Regions from separate parts of the Mus musculus genome. Here region 1 is linked to region 2. The links are chromatin loops, found by intact Hi-C in ENCODE. Cell type or tissue: left cerebral cortex. All regions are shown on one strand. Links, peaks and the distances in the headings refer to the core of each region. The heading gives the core; the rest is flanking DNA.

What was found. A loop is a pair of places that touch in the nucleus more often than their neighbours do. Peaks named below come from ENCODE experiments on the same cell type or tissue, not always from the same donor. Only the 100,000 strongest peaks of a DNase experiment are listed, where the experiment ranks them.
Region 1: it touches region 2 in a loop (9-fold over the local background); 7 of 42 quality-filtered maps call a loop at or near these places.

Annotation. Positions count from the first base shown.
Region 1 is chr19:52,970,386-52,981,567 of GRCm38, reverse strand. It overlaps a transcript of Xpnpep1 not described here. Among named protein-coding and RNA genes, the nearest start is that of Gm41861, 29 kb to the right of the region's middle. In left cerebral cortex, for the core only: CTCF peaks have their summits at 4,361 (motif pointing right) and 5,539 (motif pointing right); DNase peaks (open chromatin) are centred at 2,051, 5,553, 8,079 and 8,260.
Region 2 is chr19:52,617,460-52,628,641 of GRCm38, reverse strand. No RefSeq gene overlaps it. Among named protein-coding and RNA genes, the nearest start is that of Gm41860, 230 kb to the right of the region's middle. In left cerebral cortex, for the core only: a CTCF peak has its summit at 4,948 (motif pointing left); DNase peaks (open chromatin) are centred at 4,064 and 4,881; H3K27ac peaks cover 1,028 bases.

The DNA.
Region 1 (11,182 bases), core at 1,629-9,628, 350 kb before region 2:
GGAACTCCCAAGGAACCTGGCTCATTTCTCTATTTTGCCTGCTCTGCTCTCTGGTAAAGGTTTATGTACAAGGTAGTGAAGATGTAGGGTTGGTGCCGGTGCAGGGCTTCTGTATTGGACACCTCCTGGGTGGGGGGTGGGGGTGTGTGGCCTCTGGGGTGCTTTTCAATCTGGCGCTTCTGTGATGCTTGCACCTGAGAGACAGCCCTCTCCCCCCTCCCATGATCTCTGGTCCAGGAGCTTGGCTGGTATTTAACTGTCAAGCAACAACCTTCAGTTGTTTCTCACTGGACAAACTCTGGGCTGTGTAAGTGACTTGGAGGCAGGTGGTGGTTTGGAGAGTTCATCCTACTGGTGACCTAGAGACTCAGCCTTTCTCCATGTTTGAGCACTTTGCATCTGGGGAGGTTAGTACTGGTTCTGGAAGAACTCTTATGTGACAGTTTCTATTGTGTGTGCGCACGCGCGCGCTCATGTGTATGTATAGGTGTGTTCTGTGGAAGCCAGTGGCCGTTGTCTGATGACCTCTATAATCTTCCACAGTCATCTTTGAGACAGGGTCTCCTTGAGCCTGGACCTCACAGATTCAGCTAGACTGGGTGGTCTACTGTGCCCACTTCTCAGTACAGGGATGTGCTGCCATGCCTGGCTTTTTATGTGAGTCTTGGAAACTCGAACTCAGGTTCTCATGTTTGTAATGTGAGACCCCGACTTAGAGCGTTTCTCCCTGGAAGGTAAAGCCCCTGGACGTTCCCCAAGCTTGTTTTCCCTGATCTCTAAAAATACAGCTAGAAAGAAGCTCTTTGTTCTCTATAGCCAGCAAAAAGCCTTTTTGTTTCTATACTGTACAACCAGAGATGCCTGCCTTCCTGTGCTGAGGACACGGAGATAAAAATTCAGAAAGAACCCACTCCCCACTCCTGCCTTGTAAATTACACCAAGGACACCCGGAAGAGAAGAACTCTTCCCATCTCCTCCCAACTCCTCTCAATTCCTCAGCTAGCTGTTAAAAGCCCCCTACTGTCACTGCTTGGGGTCGAACTCCCCTGCCCTGCATGGCAGAGGGACTTCGTTCTCAGCTAGCTGATAATAAAACCTCTTGCAGTTTGCATCAGGTGTGGTTTTCTCTTGGGATACTGGGATGCTGGCCAGCTCATCCCGAGACTTGATCGGAGGCCCAGCTTCGGGGGGTCTTACAGTAACAGCAAACTCTACCAACTGAGCACCATCCTCAGCATCTGATTGGTAGTTCTAAGGCCCATGCTGTGGTCACTAGCTAGTCAGAATAGGACATTAAGAAAGTCATAGCAAAGTGGGGTGTGGTGGCGTACATCTTTAATCTCAGCTCTGGGGAGGCAAAGGCAGGTGACCTTGGTGAGTTCGAGGCCAGTTTGGTCTACATTGTGAGTTCCAGGACAGCCAGGATTGTGTAGAATGATTCTGTCTTCAAACCAAACCAAACCAAACCAAACCAAACCAAACCAAACCAAACCAAACCAAACCAAACACCCAAAAAACCCACAAAAGCAAACCAAGCAAAAACAAACTCTCCTCCCAACTCCTCAGCTAGCTGTTAAAAGCCCCCTACTGTCACCGCTCGAGGTCAAACTCCCCTGCCCTACAAGGTGGAGGGACTTCGTCCTCAGCTAGCTGATAATAAAACCTCTTGCAGTTTGCATCAGGTGTGGTTTTCTCTCGGGACACTGGGGTGCTGGCCAGCTCACCCCGGGACTTGAGCAGAAACCCAAATCAAATATAACCCCCCCCCCCAAAAAAAAAACCAAGAAATTCACAGGACCGAGAGTTAAAAATGTAGGTTCTGACTTTTGCCATAGTCTTGAGTCCAAATCGCTATAGAAACAGAGAGGCTGGAATAGCAAAACTGAAAGGCAGGGAGGAATAAGATTTAGAGCAAACAGAGGTGCTGTCCGAGAGGAGGAGCACTGCTGTTCTCTCCAGAGGTGGTGGAGGAAGATGGAGGAGGCGGCCGGGTGCTCAGGCAGCCTGGAAACAGACAGGGAGCTTGGTCTCCAAGAGCTGTTTTGAGAGGTGTGATCAAAACAAGAAACAGTTGCACATTACTTCGGTGTGTGGGTTTATGTGGGAGAGAGGCAGGAGCTGCTGCAGCCAGAACCCTGGAAACCAGCCTGGCAAAGCCCCTCAGCAAAGAGACCTGAAAAAATAAACAGGAGATACTGCCGAGGATAGACCCGAACAGGAGATGGCAAACATTTCAGAGCCACAGGCTCACAAGGATCCGAGAATGAAGGAGCAGAGCAGACAGTGTCTTAAGCAAACAGGAAAAGACAGGAGGAAATGTAGCAAGTCAGAAAAAAGGGGAGGTCCTACAGCTGTCAGTGAAGAGCTCACACCTAAAGGGAGGCTGGGCAGGATGTGCCTGCGGTTCGGTTCCAGCCTGTGGGGCAGAGACGAGACGATTCCCTGATGGTTGATGACCAATGAGTTTAGTGAGAGACCCTGACTAAAAGACTGAGGTCTATGTCCTCCTTGTGGGTGCCTATGCACCAGCATACACCAAACACACGAAAGTCACATGATTCAGAAACACAGAGAGAATGGGACCCAGACGGACAATAACATTTATACAGGTTCCTCCAAAGAAGGAAACAAAAGGAAAGGAGCAGAACAAATACTTGAAAATGTTCAAGCAAACGTTCCTGAGATTATAGAATTAAAGTTGGAAATGACATGTTGAAAGGGACAGCTATATAAATATATACAAATATATAAATAAACCAATGATGTCCAATAGCACAGAATATGGTAATCGCTGGACTTTAAAGAAGCCCTTTAGAAGTTTAACAGGATACCCATAGAACACATTCATGAGAAAAAATACAAAATTGCCATCAGACATTTTCACAGCAACAGTGGGTCAAGAAAGTGGGATGACAGTCCCAAAGGCTTTATTGTAACTTATTAGGATACATTTTTATCTTAGGCTTGGTATCTGAGCTAAAAATTAACAGACCAAAGGCTTAAAAAAAGTTGCACTGGCATGGAGTTAGTGCTGGTGGGACTGGACAGGGATGGAGGAGGGAACGGGTTTCCATTATACAACTGGTAGGAACTACCATCTCCAGATGTTTAAAAGAGAAAAATCCAGTTTTAAGGAGGAGTTGAAACCTTGTGAGCATCTGAATGTAGGTGGTGTGTGTGTAACCTATCCTTGTTTTTAAGCATTTCGTGTGTGTGTGTGTATGTGTGTGTATGTGTGTGTAGGTATATATGTGTGTGTGTGAAGCTTGCGGTTGACGTCAGGATTCTTCCCCTTTGGCTCCCCCGTTGGCGGGAAGCTTGGCTCTCTTGCATTCACCGTACATGTGACTCGATGGTTTGGCTCTAGTGTCTGTGTTGTGGCTGATAGTCTGGGTGACTTTGTCCCTGGTTGTACCCTCTTATGCTTGCCTTATAACTCCATGTCTTCAGTTTTGAAGAGGCTTAGACCCAACCTTTTCCCTTCTCATTCGGATGTGATGGTTTCATCCCTTTGAAGGCTGTTAGGTCACATTCTGCACCCCATCTTACATCCCCTTGACTTTTTAATTTATTGATTCAGATTTTCACACATTAAGGTTTGGTCTTGGTTCTGTAAGGTTCAATGGGTTTTCATAAGTGCCTCGTGCCATAAAGGTGTAACGACAGTGTCTTACAGATATAGTCTCACTACCTGAAAACAATCCCCCGAGCTCCATCTATTCAAGTCTCTCCAACGTCTTTCCTGCAAGCTCCAATTAACCACTGATCTTTTTACTGTCTCCAAAGATCTGCCTTTTCCAGATGGCACACAATTGGAGTCGTATAACATGTGGATCATTCAGATGGGACGCTCTCATTAGCAACATGTGCTTAATGTTCATCCATGTCTTTCTGTGACTTGATAGAATTTTCGTGTCTCTATCTCTGCAAGTCCGTCTCTCTGTCTGTCTTGATAAGGATTGCACTTAAGGTTTTGTGCATAATGGTCAAGTGCTCAGTAGCTTTTTTTCCCCCAATCACTAAATAATATTCAGGTGAATAGACATATCAGTTCCTATACCATTTACCAACTGAAGGGAATTTTGGTTGCTTTCTATATCACAATATCTGTCTAGTGATCTACCTGCCTACTAATCTTGTGTTAATTATATATCATTAATATACCTACCTATCATATGTATATGTTTTTTCATTGTTGAGAAGTTCTAGGGCCTTTCACACACTGGGAAAATTTATGTGTTGTTGTTATTATTAAATCCCAGTTCTAATATTTATTTTTAAATTAAACTTATGTTGTTATTTTAAGTGTATGAATATTTTGTTTGCATGTTTGTATGTGTACCACATGTATGCTTGGTGCCTGAGGAGACCAGAAGAGGGCATCAGATCCCCTGGGACTGGTGTCACAGATGTTTGTGAGCCACCATGTGGGGGCTAAAACCAGAATCCTCTGCAACAGCAGCAGATGCTCTTAACTGCTGAGCCAACTCTCCAGCTCCCTGTCCCAATATATATATATTTTTTAACTCAAAAGAGAAAATTTTATTTTCCTCTTACTAGAGAAAATTTGATCGAAGTGTTTCATGATAATCATAGCAAGTGCATAGCGAGAGAGAATTGCAGCGATTCGGAACATGTTCCAGGGCAGATCTCACTGTGTATGAGCCGTGCCATACACAGTGTGCCATTGGGCAGCACAAACCTTTGAGTCCCCTGTTCCCTATGGAGATTAGTGGTCCCATCTCCTGATTGATTGTGAGGCCCCAATAAGGAAATAATCTGTAGATCATGTTATTGTGGACTAGAGCCTTGCGCACACCCATGTCTTTTTTTTTTAAGTTTAAAAAAAATTTATTATAGTATGTGATATAGTATGTAGCTGCCTTCAGACACACCAGAAGAGGGTGTCAGATCTCATTACGAATGGCTGTGAGCCACCATGTGGTTGTTGGGATTTGCACTCAGGACCTTCCAAAGAGCAGTTGGTGTTCTTAACCACTGAGCCATCTCACCAGTCCACACCCATGTCTTTCAACCCAACCTGAGACATTAAAAAAAAATGTCATTCCAGCATTACTGAGATGTAGTTCACATACTGTGCCATCTACCTATTGACCAGCACAATGGTGCTTTCTTGACATTCTCAGATATCAAAGGTTTTCACCTGGCGTCATCCTGACAGCAAGTTGCGTCCCGACTTACTAACATGTGAAACAAACATAAAAACCTTTGCAATAGAGCATTTGACTAAGGCTGCCCTTGTGTGCTGTGCTGTGGTGTTTTGTTGTATAGTGCGTCTTCTTGGAGAAGGGATGAGTTGTATGCCAGGCTCTTTCCTTCACTAAATGCCCTGAGCGCGGGGTTGGGTGGTGGAAGCCACACCTTTCTCAACAAGAGAAGAAAGCCCAGGAGGTGCAGGAAAGCCAAAGTGAACAGGGCGCTGTTTTCCCGCAGTGTATAGGGTAAACCTTCCCGGGTCAAGATGTCATGCCCAAAGAGAGACAGACACTGGGAATTTCCTAGCCTCTCAGGCACCTACGTGTTTTGCCAGCAGGTGGCAGTGTGGTTCTTTGGAGTGAGCAGAGACTCCCGGCAGGTCTGGAAAGAGGTGAATTACAGAAACTCTGTGGGACCCTAGGAGGACCCCAGGAGATCTCTTCTGACACAGGGACTGTCACATGGCTGCCACTCAATGTCCCTTGAAAGCTCAGTGTACGCAGTCCGAGATTGTAGGCAGGAGGAGAGGAGAGCTCACTTAACAACCTGGACTGGAGCGCTGGCTCAGGTGAGCCTCGCGCGTAGTATGATGGGAACAGAGATCACACTGGGCTGGTCTCAGTGCGTGTCAGCTGTGGTACATGGCTTATGGTGTAAACTGTCCCTGGGCAGCGACTGTAGAACCTCTCTAGTATGCCCTGGCTGGGTCTTGGTGCTTTCTCACACTGACACTTCATTTGACTTGGATTTGCCCCAGTAACGGATGAATCTGTTTAGCGGGGAGGACAGACCATCTTTGGCTCTGGGTGTGGCCGTCACCATGATGGAAAGTCGGACAACGTTGCTTCCTGCCCCCTTTTATTGTCACCATCAACAATATCATCTTTCTGCTTTCCCCTGAGACTAATGGGACACCCGGGGTGGCCTCCATTCCCTGCAACGGAAGAAGAGAGTGTTTTCTGTCTTACCATCTCCCCTTTACATAAAGCTATGCAGGTGCCTTTGGGACCCAGGAGAGGGTGTTGGGTCTCTTGGAGATGGAGATACAGGGAGCTGGGAGCTGTGAGCTGCCTGATATGTGTGCTGGGAACTGAACTCTGGACTTCTGCAAGAGCAGCAAGGGCTCTTAATCACTGAGGTACTTCCCCAGAGCCCACCCCCAGTCCGTTTCTGTATTTTTGCTGTGTGCTTTTCCCTCGGCAGCCTTGGGTTTAAACCCCACAAAATCATAATTCTTTGTTGAGACCTCAGCCACCCAGTGGGTTGCCTTCGTTCTATGATCAGCCACTGTCTTTAATCTTGGCCTTGCTGCCATGACATCCTGGCTCTGCTCACCCCATGCCCACCTCTTTAGTGCCCAAAGAGTTTCCTTGGCTCTCGTATCTATCTTTAGAACTGTTCCCACCTAGGCCCCAGGACCATGCCCAGCCTTCATCAAGCTGATCCTGAGTTGTCTCCGCCACTCTGGTCCTCCTGGTGTGGTGCCCGTTCTAAGAAAGAACATTTAGACATCTGAATTCTTTCTTGTCCAAGGTCAGCTTTGGCCTCCTGCTCAGCCCTCCTCAGGTGACTCAGGGATTCTGAAAGGACACAGGTACTAAGCTTGTGGGTGTTAGACTCGGTCACCTTTATCTAGTACATGGCCTTGGCCTACTGCCCTGGGCTTTCTGTAAAGTGCACATAGAAAGGCAGAGCATTGCAATCATTTATCGTGCTGAATACCTCCTAAGTGTCTAGGTCCTTAAAAAAATACTACAGTGTCATTCCATCATTTAAAAACTCCTATCCCACATAACAAAAAGCTAAAGCCAAGAGCAAAGAAGTGACACGTTCAAGGTTGCACAGCCAGGGAATGACGGAGCCAGGAATTTCAGCTGGCAATCCGACCCTGGAGACTGGGCTGGAATCCGAGAGGCAATATACACTGCTCACCTCGGATGGTCGATGCCAGAGTCATGCAGGCAGCTGCTGTTTTCAAACTTGGCTGTGAGTCCTAGCGAGCAGAGGTGGCACTCTGGTGATCCGGTTAGGAGGGAAATTGTATTTGTCATGACTGGGTCAAGGAATACCTGGCGTTGAATTCTAGCTGCCCCTTGCCGATGAGATGGCAGAAATCGAGGATGGTAGAATGTCAGGATTCATGTGTATCAACTGAGAAAAGGGGTCACTATTCACCCACCTGCACTACAAGTGTATATTTAGAGCACACACACACACACACACACACACACACACACACACACACACACACAGAGTTGACCTGATGCTAATTGGTAGAAATGCTTCTCACTGTCTTGCCAAACACGGCTCATTAATTAAAATGTAAAGTTCCCAGCGACTTTAAAATTAAAGAGCACAGACATAATATCTTGTGAGACAGATGTGAAGGGTAGTTATTTTTATTTCCGGATGACTCTGGCTTGCTTGTTAAGTGGAAGGCAGTAAGAGAGCCTTCCGAGTTACTAGTTATGTTTCCTTCCCTTGTACATTCGGTTTGTGAAAATCCAGAGAAATAGATATGCATCCTCCCATCTGCACTGTTGGAATTGTTCAGGCGCATGCTATTACCTAAGCTGGGTGATTAGTCCTTCGCAAAGGAAGTTCTGAGCCCCTGAGAGGGGAATGGGCTCTCTCCAAATCAAAACAAGCCAATGGCCAACCTGGAGCTAGGTCCCCACTCTGTGGCTTAGCTCAGGGACTCCTAGTCTTTGAGTTGAGGCTGCTCCAGTAAAATTCTCTCCCGGATGCCTTGGGAGACCTGAGCAGGGAAGTCACTTGGTAAATTTGGAAGGGATGCTGCTGACACCCCTTTCTTAGCCTGAGGCTCCTCACTCCTCCTACCTCCCGTCTGTAAAGTCTTCTCTTGCGGTTGCTTCATCTTTACCATTTCTTTAAGAGATGAAACTTCCCCCTTTCAGAGGAAACTCTCTGACCCTTTGCCATCTGGAGGTTTTCCAGCCTTCCTTACCTGGGCATTTCTCTGGCCTTTGCATCTTTAATTCTCTTTCTCTCCAGGAGAGTCCTTTTTGCCTCACAGCAGATATCTGTGAAGGCTTACCCTGGGGCTGGACACGCTGCAAGAGGCTGCCTTGTTGCCTGTCTGAGCTGGCCGATGACATCAACAGGCTTTTTCGTGAAGCGAAGTCCACATTCACCTCCTCCCACCCTTGTCTATTTGTTTCTCTCCCAGTCACTATTTGTTGCCCATGTCCTGGACTACTAGCAGTCCGACCCTACCTGGGGGTTGGAGGTGAGGTGGCACAGAGTCAACGACACAGACATAGACTCTGGGAGCAGGTGAGAAACGCGGCAGCAAACTCTTCTGAACACAGCTGCAAGCTCCTTTCATACCCCCCACCTGCGCCCCATTGGTCATCTCTTCTAAACAGCAGTTCCTGATTGGCTGGTATTAGCTGCACCAGCAATCCTTGGTCTCTCAGGCGGTCTTCAATTAGGTCTTCTTCCTTCAGGAGATTCTTTTGTGGCTGTGCGGCCCCCAGTGTTTCCATAGAGGCAGCTCCACCGGATGGACGTTCCTGCTACAACTATTACCTAGCTCTCATTTATACCATCTTAGGATTTTTATTTGCTTACTAGAATGAAAATGCTACTTGGGTACATTGGGATGGTTCCACCATGTGTTGTAGAACAGTGGTTCTCAACCTTTAGGCCATGGCCCCTCTGAGGGTGGCATGAACCTTTTGCATATCAGATACCCTGCATATCAGATATTTACATTACAATTCATAACAATAGCAAAGCTATAGTTATAGAGTAGCAATGAAGATAATTTTATGGATGGGGGTCACCACAATGTGAGGAAGTGTATAAAAGAGTGACAATGTTAGGAAGGTTGAGAACCACTGTTCTAGAAGAATTAGTGTCTTAGTCACTGTTCTATTTCTGTGAAGAGACACCATGACCAAGATAACTCTTATAAAATAAGGCTAAATTTAAATAAAATATTGTTTCCTTGCCTATAGTTTCAGAGGTTTAGTCCATTATCATTAGTAGGGAGCATGGTACAGGAAGCTATGGTACTGGAGAAGTAGCTGAGATCTACATTCTGATCCATAAGTAAGGGGGAGTGAGAGCAAAAGAGAGAGAGAGAGAGAGAGCTAGAGAGAGAAAGAGAGAGAGGAAGAGAGAAAGTGAGTGAGAGAGCAAGAGAGCAAGAGCGAGAGCAAGAGAGAGAGAGAGAAAGAGAGAGCAAGAGCGAGAGAATGAGAAAGCAAGAGAGAGAGCAGGAGAGTGAGTGTGTGTGTGTATGTGTGTGTGTGTGTGTGTGAGAGAGAGAGAGACAGACAGAGAGAGACAGAGTCAGAGACAGAGAGAAAACTAGCCTGTACTGGTGTCTGGCCCACCTCCTCCAACAAGACCACACATCCTAATCCTTCTAATCCTTTCAAATAGAGCCACTCTGTCCTGGGTAATCATTCAAGTATATGGGCCTATGGGTCCATTCTTATTCAAACCACCACAATTAGTGACAGCCTGCATTTTATCTTCTCAAGATTGTAAGCCGTTTGGTCACTCCTTTCCAGGCAGCTATGCACAGGGCCTTTTCTTTTTCTCATTGGTGTTGATTCCTGAGTTGGATTTATTGGTTAACAGATCAGACTCTGACAAGACTTGAGTTCAAACCCTTATCTATGTATAAGTCTTAGTTTCTTTATCTGGGTACCAAGGGACAACACTGTAGCTACCTGCTAGGACGGCCTCTATGGGTACCTGCTAGGATGACTTCAGGGTCCCAGGGAAACATTTAAACTGCTTGCCAAGGCTCCAGATGCAGAGTGAGGACTTCTTGACCTTGGGGATTGCCAAAGATTTGACCTTGCCCTGGAATGCCTTTTTTTTTTTTTTTTTGGTATGAGCATAAGCACACATGTACACACACGAGTGCACATGTATGAATATGGAGGCTAAGAGTTTTCATCGATCACTTTTTACTAATTTTTTTTGAGACAGCCTTTTTACATGGGTCCAGGGAACTGAATTCAAGTCCTTATGCTTTACTACCTGAGCCCTTTCTGTACCCAGTGTCTTAGTCAGGGTTTCTATTCCTGCACAAACATCATGACCAAGAAGCAAGTTGGGGAGGAAGGGGTTTATTCGGCTTACACTTCCATACTGCTGTTCATCACCAAGGAAGTCAGGACTGGAACTCAAGCAGGTCAGGAAGCAGGAGCTGATGCAGAGGCCATGGAGGGATGTTCTTTACTGGCTTGCCTCACCTGGCTTGCTCAGCCTGCTTTCTTATAGAACCAAGACTACCAGCCCAGAGATGGTCCCACCTACAAGGGGCCTTTCCCCCTTGATCACTAATTGAGAAAATGCCTTACAGTTGGATCTCATGGAGGCATTTCCTCAACTGAAGCTCCTTTCTCTGTGATAACTCCAGCTGTGTCAAGTTGACACAACACTAGCCAGTACAATTGACCCCTTGTCAACTTGACACACAAAAACATCACTAGTAAGCCTCAACCCTTACAATCTTATTCCTCCCCATTCTAAATAACTTTAAACGTCCCACAGTCTTTACATATTCTTAAAATTTCAATCTCTTTAAAATATCCATCTCTTTTAAAATCCAAAGTCTTTTTACAATTAAAAGTCTCTTAACTGTGGGCTCCACTAAAACAACTTCTTCCTTCAAGAGGGAAAATATCAGGGCACAGTCACAATCAAAAGCAAAAGTCAATCTCCAACCGTCCAATGTCTGGGATCCAACTCACGATCTTCTGGGCTCCTCCAAGGGCTTGGGTCACTTCTCCAGCCAGGCCCTTTGTAGCACAGGCGTCATCCTCTAGGCTCCAGATGCCTGTACTCAACTGCTGCTGCTGCTCTTGGTGGTCATCTCATGGTACTGGCATCTCCAAAACACTGCATGACCCCTTCAGTCCTGGGCCATCAATTGCAACTGAGGCTGCACTTTCACCAATGGCCTTCCATGGCCTCTCAC
Region 2 (11,182 bases), core at 1,785-9,784:
AACTCTTTATTCTTGAAATTAAGTATGTTTGATATAGGTCATTTATTCAAACCTTGGCTTCTTCCAGAGAACATCTTTCCTGTCCTTTCCCAAGAACTAATTTTTCAGCTTCCTGTGCAGGTAATGTGGTTCTTACCTGTGTTCAGTGAGACAAAAGAGATGCACTTGGGAGTGGAGAGGGGGTCAGAGGTGTATGCAAGGAGGAGACCAGAATTTTCTAGAAGAGGTTTGGAAATGCTTCCTACTATTTCATAGGATAGAGGAAATAATGTACTTCCCTTGAGACTAGTGGTACCACTGTGGGTTTGTGTGTTGTCTTACTGTTTTCACATCTCATTAGGAAGAAATATCTACTTTTGCCTCAAGTCTGATGGTTAATTTACTTAGCTTCTTGTGAAGGTGAGAAGATAAAGCAGAGAAGGTAAAGCCCACACTGTGAAGTGGACAGACCTGAATGACAGGGGACCTTAGGTTTCTGAAGAGTATCAGAGTCAACTGTTATGTTGACTTTCCTATCTCCAAACTGTGTTCTAAATGGATGACAAATGGGTTATTGTTTAAGACTCTGTGGATAAGCTTTTTTTTTTAATTAAAACATTTAAAAGCAATATTATATGGACAGATCATGTTGTATTTAGAAACATATATACATCTCTATATATGCATGCAATAACAATTAATGCAAGAAAAAGCCATGAATTTGGAAGCAGTACAGGGAAGGGTATTTAGGGGAGCTTGGAGGGAAGAAAAGGATGGGAGAAATGTGATTTTTAGTACAATCTCAAAAATTAAAAATTAAGAATAAAGTGTCATTTGTTGTTAAATACATTCTAGTTGACACATGATTTATTCTAGACATGTGGCTTCCTTTTATTTTCAAACTTCTGCTTTTGAGAGTCTGAGTAAACCAAGAGAAGCATCTAGGAATGTTCTGAGATAATAGTTGATTAACTGCAAAATGGAGATCTTGTTCTGCTTGGATGTGTTTTTTTCCTCTTTTTTGCATAATGTGGATAGGAACATCCATGACCAGTGCCTCTGTTTCCACAGAGACAGCTGCGATGAACTTATGTCTAATACAGAAGAAGTAATACGCCCTTAATTTCGACAATAGCTCAGGACTGTTATTCTTTGTGCAAAGGTAATTACTGTTGGGCTAAACTGTGAGCTTCCGGGGAGCAACTTAAACAGGATTTTAGTAGGAAAGGAGGTAATGAGAAACTTTGAAGAACTCATTATTTGAGGTGATCAAGTCCCGCCCTTCCTCTCTTTACTGCTGAGAAACAGCTGGCTAGCTCACCCAGCTGGAGGCTCTCCGGCTCTCCGAGCTGGATAAGGTGTTTCCTGGAAGCCAAGCAGACCTGTGAAGAGTCAAAGGTCCTTCACAGTGATGAGTAATTAAGGCTTCTTTGCAGTGCTGGCATGCCCCATGCAGTCAGGACACACTATTTTAAATGCTTTCAATTTATGGACTATTAATGCCCAGCAGTTGGCATCTGCTTTCCTGTCTTCTTCACAAACCTCAGCCTACCCCTGCCTGTGGTGCTTCTGATTTTGTTTTACTGAGAAAACGGTGGTCTGTGAATTTAAGGGAAGTAGAGAACGACCAAGTGTAAACAGTCCTCGGGTAACTTTTGTTTCCAGTTGAAGTCTTGCACTTGTATACACATCTCCGCAATTATTTTTGTCTCAACCTACTCAAAACCCCCGGACTATTTTGCCTAACCTGGTTTCTTGCCACCCTTGTTTTCCCACTTGCTCTTTAGAAACAAAGAATGTTTAGGAATGCAACGCAGTGAGGTTCTCTCTCCATTTATGGCTTCACTTAAGGTTTCTTTTGCATCGAATCTGAGGGTTGTAGCAAACACTTATGGATTATTAATTATAGTGGTGGTGCTACTCGGGAGGCATCTTTACCATGACACCAATAAGGACAGCAGATGGGATTTTATCTGATGCTCTTAGAGGTATGGATGGTGTTACAATGGATTTTGAGGAGTCTGAAGAAGTTCTCTAACATGGTGGAGATTTTATATTTTTAAAAATATTTCTTCATGTTCATTGCTTCACTCATCTATTCTAACTTGTGTACTTTCCCATGTATCCCTGACACCTTTTTTACTCTGTCTCACCAACCCTTATGCTTATTGATCTATCTGCAGACATAGCTGGAGGCATGGCTTATTGGTAGGTTCTCATACCGCAAGTACGAAAATTTGTGCTTGAACCCTAGAACTTACGTGTGTAAAGGGAATTATAAGTTCTAGCTAGCCCTTATAAAATACAATCCAGGTATTTTATTTACAAGCTGTGAGCCTAGATTGGGTAGGTTTGGAGCAATTCTAACTTATGCTTCAGCCATATGTCCCTGTCTCTTGCTGTTTCTCCTGGTCATGTTGCCATGGTCCATCTCCTTTCATGGAAGCCTCCTCCTCTCTCCAAATCCTTTCTTCTTTTTCTCAGTCGACATCTTTGGCCTTCAACCTTCCCCTATCTATTGCCCAATCACAGGCTTTAGCAATTATTGGGGAGCAAGGTTCATACAACAAAAGCTGGTGAGTGTGAGAATTTCCTCATTGGGGGCAACCAGATCTTAGGGACCAGTATTTAGTATTTGAATACAGAGCAGTACCAGACCAACCTCATATTTATATAAAAAATCTGGATGTGGTGGTTCAGGCAGAGATGGGAGTTTCTGCAGGACTCACTGGTCAGCTAGCCTATCTGAATTGGCAAGAGATCCTGTCTTCAAACAAAACCAAGGAAAGTATATACCATCCAGAGGAATGACACCAGGGTTGACCTCTGTTATCCATGTGTGGATATATACACAATGTGCATGCACCTTTCTCTCTCTCTCTCTCTCTCTCTCTCTCTCTCTCTTTCACACACACACACACACACACACACACACACACACACACACACACACACTTTAGGGCAGTCCTTGATCATAGATATTTTAGATACTTGATGTTTATCTCATCAAAGTCTTGAAATGATGGTCTTAGTTGAATAATAACTAAAATCCCTGTCCATTTTGCAGAGGTAATTAGAACTCTTATAGATATGATTATCTTCAAGTGTATTGGTTAATACAGTGTCAGGTCAGAGACTTCACGATTCTACCAGAAACAAGAATGCATCCTTTCTTAAAAAATTCAGAGGGAGCAAGATGACCTTCCATATAGTTTACTTTAGACTTCTGGTTTTCCAAAAGTATGAAAGGAAAATATTTATATTATTTTAAGCAATGTATTCTGTGTTAATTTGCTATAGTAATTAGCCCTGGGACACCAGTACATGTATTTGTTTTAATAAGATATTAAATTCAGAATTAAAGAACATTAGGGGAAAACAGAAAAATGAACCAAACCTTGGTTTATGTCTCTGTCCTGAAAACTAGCCTTTATTAGTTGCAATAACAGTATATATGGTTTTTGTTAGTTCCTGAAAGAGATTTATTATTATCACTGGCACTCAGCCTTTAAATCTGTTCTTGGAAACATTTTTTGGGAAGCTCTTTTTCAGTATATATACATGGGTGCATTGAGTTCTTATTTACCAAATGGAAAAATTATTGGAAACTACAGCTACCAGACAAAATAAGAAACACATTATTCTTTGTAATATTCAGAGAAATGCAACTTATAATATCAAGGGATTGTTTACCACAAGAGGATTTTGTAGAAGTATATATAGCAGGGCCTGAGTGTCTTAGCAAGCATAAATCCCAAATTACTGGCCTGTTCCTTCAGTTGGCACATTGTGGAGTTGAGGGGGGTTCATGAGATATGCATGTAATAAAATCTTTTAATCCTGAATTGCTTATTCTTATGAATAGTGACAGCCAGTGCTAGGATCAGAATGACAACACTGTCAAAAGAAAACAAACCCCCTTTTCTTTCATGTGTGACTTAGATCTTGATGTTCCCACTTAGTTTCTTGTGTATTTTCTTTTTTCTCACCCTAGGAAATCAAGGCTGTGCACCATCTTTCTAGTGCTCACTTTCCAATTAGCGCTTTTAGAGCCCTGCCAAGTCTTAGCCTGGCCTTTTTATCCTCCATTCATCTCAAGGGTTCTAAGAGCCGACTCCGGTTTCTGAAAGCTGATTTCTTACCAGTTCTTACCAGTTGAGGGCTTGCTGTTTCCAAGGAGGAGAGTCACAAGGGTTTGTCACAGGGCATGAAGTAAGAGTATGGTGTGTCTGAGATAAGAAACTCTGGAGCATATAAAAGACTGTTGAATTTACCCAGTCACCAGCTCAAGTAGGCAGTTTGCTCGAGTGACTTTGAGTGCTGACTGATTAAAGCAAACCAACGGGCATTATAAAAACATCAAGATTGTTGTGGGAATGTAAGTTTTGGAGGGTAGCCTATAGGTGAAAATATTATACACACAAACACAAACAATACAACCCCCGCTCCCCTCAACCCAGTCTCTGAACTCTCAAGTAAATACTTTTATTAATTTATTCTCTCATATACTACATCCCTATTGCAGTTCCCCCTTCCTCCATCCTCCCCTCCCCCATCTCCTCTTTCCCTATCCACTCCTCTACATTGCTTCAGAAAAGGTCAGGCCTCCCAGGGATGTCAACCAACATGGCATTTCAAGTTGCAATAAGATTAGGTAACTCCCCCATATTACAGATGGACTAGGCCTCTCAGCAGGCAGACAAGTGTCCTAAAAGCAGTCAAAAGCATCAGAAATAGCCCCTGTTTCCTTGGTTAGGACTCCCAATAAAACAACAAGGCACATAACTATAATATATATACAGAAGGCCTAGGTTAGACCCATGCAGGCTCCCTGATTGTCAGTTCAGTCTCTGTGAGCCTCTGTGAGTCTAGATTTGTTGATTCTGGAGGTTTTCTTGTGGTGTCCTTGACCTCTCTGGCTCCTACAATCCTTCCTTCCACTCTTCAGCAGGATTCCTTGAGCTCCATCTAGTGTCTGGCTATGTGTCTGCTCCCATCAGTTGCTGGATGAAGCCCCTCTGATGACAATTGGGTTAGGCACTAATCTATTTATTTTTTTCCAATTTTGTCTCTGTTCAAGATCTCTGGGATATCCAGCCTCTGGATTCTGGTTCTCTAAGCAGTGTTATCCATGGTCTTTCTCTTCTGGGCATGGGTCTCAAGCTAGACAAATTAGCCACTCCCACAAATTCTGTCACTTTTGTCTCAGCACATCATGCTAGCAGGACAAATTGTAGGAGGAAGGTTTTGTGGCTGGGTTGATGTCTCAGTCCCTCCACTGGAAGTCTTGCCTGGTTATAGGAGAAGACTGGTTCAGGCTCTGTAACTCTATTCACCAGGAGTCTTAGCTAGAGTCAGCCTCATAGATTCCTGGGAATTTCCATCGCACTAGGTTTCTACCTGGCCTCTGAATTGAACCCCCCTTCCAGTTGTCTCTCCCAGTACTCTCTTCCTTCATCCTCTCCCAACCTGATCCCTCCTGTTGCCATCTCCACCTGCCCCAAGTCCACTGGTTATATCTATTCTATTGCTCCTTCCCAGGGAGATCCATCTATCCCCTCCTTGAGTCCTCCTTCTGATTTAGCTTCTCTGGGCCCATGGGTTATAACATGATTATCCTATATGAATGATATTCACATTACATACGATGTTGTCTTTCTGGGTCTGGGTTACCTCATTGAGGATGATCTTTTCTAGTTCCATTCATTTGCCTGCAAAGTTCAAGATGTCTTGGTTTTTAACAACTGAGTAATACTCCATTGTGCAAATGTAACACATCTTTTTTTCTATCCATTCTTTGGTTGAAGGACATATAGGTTGTTTCCAGTTTCTGGCTATTTTGAGCAAAGCATAGTTGAGCATGGTGTTTGTGGTAGGCTAGAGCATATACCCTTGAAATATCTTGGAGTAATGTGACTAAGTCTTGAGGTAGATTGAGTCCCAACTTTCTGAGAAACTTCCATATTAATTTCCAAAATGGCATTTCTTCCTGTATATATTCAAAATGTCAACCCGAGAGGCATTCAGCTCTGGAGGATAAGTAGGGCTGCGTGCTGGAGAACAGTCTATTCTCATTTGCATAGCAGCAAAGTTTGGGACGGGGCAGACCTGCTTCCCAAAGTCCAAGCATCTAGGATTTTTTTCTCATTTTCATCTTTAGATGTTCATTCCACAGTGAGATATTTTGTCCTGATCTGGGACCATTTTTAGGCATTTTTCTTAAAAGAGACTACTTTAAAATTCACTTAATTTTTACGAGGCATTTGGTTTATTATACCAATAAATCTTACTTTAGTTCACCAAACACTTGCGGTGAATGTGATACGTTTATGTGGAAATTAAGTAGCACTCCATCTTCTTTGTAAGGCAGACACACATGTAAAAGGACATGGATACAGGCTGGAATTAGAGGAGGGTGGGCTTGCTGGGGGAATGCCTCTGCTGTTCTCACTGGGGAGTGTTTACTTACAGGGGAAACCTTCATAAAGATTCAGTAACTAGGCTGAACTATAAACAACACTCAGGTCTTTTTTCTTTTTTCTTTTTTTCTTCCAATTTTTTATTAGGTATTTTCTTCATTTACATTTCAAATGCTATCCCGAAAGTCCCTCTCCCCCTCACCCACCCACCCACTCCCACTCCTTGGCCCTGGTATTCCCCTGTGCTGGGGCATATAAAGTTTGTAAGACCAAGGGGCATCTATTCCTAATGATGGCCAACTAGGCCATCTTCTGCTACATATGCAGCTAGAGACATGAGCTCTGGGGTTACTGGTTCATATTGTTGTTCCACCTATGGGGTTGCAGACCCCTTCAGCTCCTTGGGTACTTTCTCTAACTCCTCCATTGGGGGCCCTGTGTTCCATCCAATAGCTGTCTGTGAGCATCCACTTCTGTGTTTGCCAGGCACTGGCATAGACTCACAAGAGACAGCTATATCAGGGTCCTTTCAGCAAAATCTTGCTGGTGGATGCAATAGTATCTGCGTTTGGTGGCTGACTATGGGATGGATCCCCGGGTGGAGCAGTCTCTGGATGGTCCATCCTTTTGTCTCAGCTCCAAACTTTGTAACTCCTTCCATGGGTGTTTTGTTCCCAATTTTAAGAAGGGACGGAAGTGTCCACACTTTGGTCTTCTTTCTTCTTGAGTTTCATAACACTCTGGTCTTAAGTACAGGGCTGAGGTGATGGTCTGGACTGAGTGCAGGATTCCTAGAAGATGATAAAATGTGAGCATAAAGTTAAAATATTCTGAGTATATTAAAGGACTAAATGTGAAAGCAAACGTTTTAAACATCTGGGAGAAATATAGAAGACTATTATATCACAACTGGGAAGAATTCATCTTCATGGCAAAACAAAACAAAACAAAAATAACCAAAAATCATAAAGAGAAAGGTTTCAGACATTTGATTTCATTAAATGGGCTGGGGAGATGGCACAACTGGGAGAGTTCCTGCTGTGCAAGCATGAAGAACTGAGGTCCATGCTCAGCACCTGCGTAAAAAACAGGTCACAATGATGCATGCCTATAACCCCAGCACCATAGGACAGAGCTGGCTAGATCCCAGGGGCTTTCTATCCAGCATGCCTGTCCTAATTGGAGACACAGGTCTCAGTGAGGGACCTGGCTATAAAAACAAGGTGGTTTGTATTTAAGGGAAGCTGAGTTTTATTCACATAATACGGTCACATAATAAATGCAGGACTGAATTTATAACAAGAGATCCAGTTTCCAAATTGCCCTGCAAACGCTATAGCAACTTAAATAAAAATGATATGCAAAGTAAGTGTTTGTTAAGCTATGGCTTACTAGTTAGCCATTAATTCATTGGCTGGGGAGGTGCAGTAAGAATCTCATTTTCATTGTCATCCAATTCATTTTGAGTGAAACAAAAGACAAAAAGAACACATTTTTCAGTCAGATTGATTTAAAAAAAAAAACCTGACATTTGAACTAGTGTCTTAAGTTCTATTAAAAATCATGAAGTGTATTTTGTCTTAAGATTAGGTCAGAGTATTCTGCTAGCAGCCTTCAGATGAAGATGTAGAACTCTCAGCTCCTCCTGCACCATACCTGCCTGGATGCTGCCATGCTCCCACCTTGATGATAATTGACCCCTGAACCTGTAAGTCAGCCCCTATTAAATGTTGTCCTTATAAGAGTTGCCTTGGTCATGGTGTCTGTTCATAGCAGTAAAACCCTAACTAAGACAGAAGTTGGTACCAGGAGTGGGTTGTTGCTTTGATAGGCCTGACCATGCTTATATTTCGAGAAATGTGGATCTTGGGACTTTGTATTTGGAAATCAGCAGAGTGCTTTAAGTGGGGCTTAGTGGGCCATCCTAGTAGGGATATGGAAGGCTTTGTTGCTGAGGGTGATTTGAGTTATGGGAAGCCTGGCTCTAGAGATTTCAGGGAGAAGAATTTTAACGTGTGGCCAAGAGACTGTTTTTGTGATATTTTAGTGTAGAATGTGGCTGCTTTTTGCCCTTGTCTGAAGAGTCTACCTAAGACTAATGCAAGGAGATTTATATTATTTATATTGACAAAGGAAATCTCAGAAACTCCCAAGAGAGACTCTGTTCTCTGGTTAATTCTCATGAAGAGCGTTTTGAAAAAGCTTAACAAGCTTAGATAGGAAAAATATAAAGGAGCACCAGGAAGTGAAATGGAGTTGAATCCTGTGTTCACAGATATTAAATTGAGCTAAGGGAGTGGTGACTTTGGGGCAAGATCCCACCTAGCTAAATTTAGGTCCAGGCATCATAGTATAAGCCTTTAATCTCAGTAGGCAAAGGCAAGCAGTTCTCTGAGTTCAAGGCCAGCCTAGTACAGAGCAGGTTCTAGTTGAAGAAAAGCTTAAGACCAGGTGTGCTGGCAGCCTTTAATTCTTTAATCCCAGCATTTAGAAGACAGAGTCATACAGGTCTATGAGTTCAAGGTCAAGCTAAAGAACAAGTTCCGGGAGAACCAGTCTTAGGCAGTGAAGGATTTGGATAAAGTTAGTGATAATATGATAGTATAAGGGATTCATGTTCTAGTTTCTTCAAACAACAGAACTCAGCAGCTTCAGCCATATGGCTCCGGCTCTAGAGTTAAGAATGGAAGGAACAATTGATGCTGGTTAGCTGGAGCTAAGTAATTACCAAGGATTAAGAAGAGACCAGCATCACTGAGGAGAAATCTTCTGGGAAGTGTTTTCTGAGAGCACAAGAAGTTGTGTTCCAGAGATAGCCAAGATTGTACCTCATGATGCAGCTGTACTTGGTAATGTGTAAGAGTCACCCAGGTGGTATTGGTTTTGTAGGCTAGAAAGCATCATGAAGAACAGCTGAAGCTTGGTACTATGAGAAACCATGGAAGGCCATTGGTGAAGGTGCAGCCCCAGTTGCAGTTGAAAAACTAGGACTGAAGGGGTCATGCAAAGGTGTTGAGTCGTGGCACCAATGAAGAGAGCCTATGAGAGGCTATTTGTGAAGCTTAGTTACAGCACAAGGCCTCAGTGTACTGGAGATGCCAGTGCCATGGGATGATCATCAAGACCAGCAGTGCAGTGGAATGGATCAACCTAAGCTTAGAGTACAACAGAGTCAGAGCTGGAGAAGTGACACCAGCTCTTTGGAGAAGCCCAGAAGATCATGTGTGGATTCCCAAAAATTGAAACAAGAAGCTTGTAATATTAAAGTTGCCTTGAAGACCCCAAGATGTTCAGAATGCCAGAGCCATGGGCTATCTGTTGAGGAAAGCTGCTAACAGGGACTAGAACCTGCCCAGGAGGAAAAAAAGTTTATTTTAGTCAACAAAGATGAAAAAGGAGTTGGAGATCTGAAGACCGATTTGACATCAGACATGGAGATGCAGAGTTTGGAGTTTGCCCAGCTGGTTTCCTGATTTGTTTTGGCAATTACAGTTAAGTAATTGGATGATCTCAGAAAAGATCTCGAGCTTTGGACTTTTAACATTGTTGAGACTGCTATAGACTATGGGAGCTTTAGAAGTTGGACTAAATGTATTTTGCATTATGCTATGTTTAGGTGCAGCCCCCATAGACTCCAGTATTTGAAGAAGCCTATGGGGACCAGGGAGTAGAATGTGATGGTTTGTATATGCTTGGTCCAGGGAGTGACCCTATTAGGAGGTGTGTCTTGATGGAGTAGGTGTGTCACTGTGGGTATGTTCTTGAGACCTCATCCTAGCTTCCTATAAGCCAATATTCTGCTAGTAGCTTTCACATGAAGATGTAGAACTCGCAGCTCCTCCAGCATCATGCCTGCCCAGACTCTTCCATGTTTCTGCCTTGAGATAATGGATTGAATTTCTGAACCTGTATGCCCGCCTCAATTAAATATTGTCCTTATAAGAAAAAATAAAAGATTAGGTCTTTTTGTTGTTGTTGTTGAAAAGAAGAACTTTCAATAATTTCTGGTGATCCAAAACATACTCTCCTATTTTTCTACACATATTTATGTGAAACAGTATTCCTAGTACTGATGATTATAAAATCAAAATACTAATCAACTCTGAAAAATGTTGAAATGCTCATGTCCCATTGTATCAAATATTTCATTAAGATGTCACCTTTATTAAAAGTAAAACAAATATATTCATTTCATTACTATTCAAGTTTGCTTTTGTATTTAATAAATGGCAAAAGAACATGCATACTAAAAACTTGTTTTAAAATAAAGTCTCTTATTTAAAACAAAACAAACAAAAATTTTAATTTTAATTTTATTTTATTTTCATTATAAAAACTAAACAAAGAAGGTGAATGGCCCCTGAAGAATGGCATACAAATTCAATATGGCCTCCACACACATGGGCACACATGTATGTGGACAAGCATTCATACAAACATACATATACAAATTACCTCAAACCAAGAATACAAACCCTAAAATCCTGTTTACCTAAACATAAAAGAAAGAAGCCAATGGGATGGAGAGGACGGAGATATTAATTAATAATTGTAATGTAAAATATAGGATGAATGTTTCACTACCACAAGTAAATTCATTAACATAAAGCATATTCCTGACCATGAGCTCAGCTAGGCAGAGCAAGCCTGACAACTCCTAGTGTGGTGCCATGTATCCAAGATAGATGGAGCAGACCCCATTAGATAATTGCCATCTGGGTACCACACAGACCCAGGCAAGCAGACAATACCCGGGACAACCCTTTCCCAGTGCCACATGACAC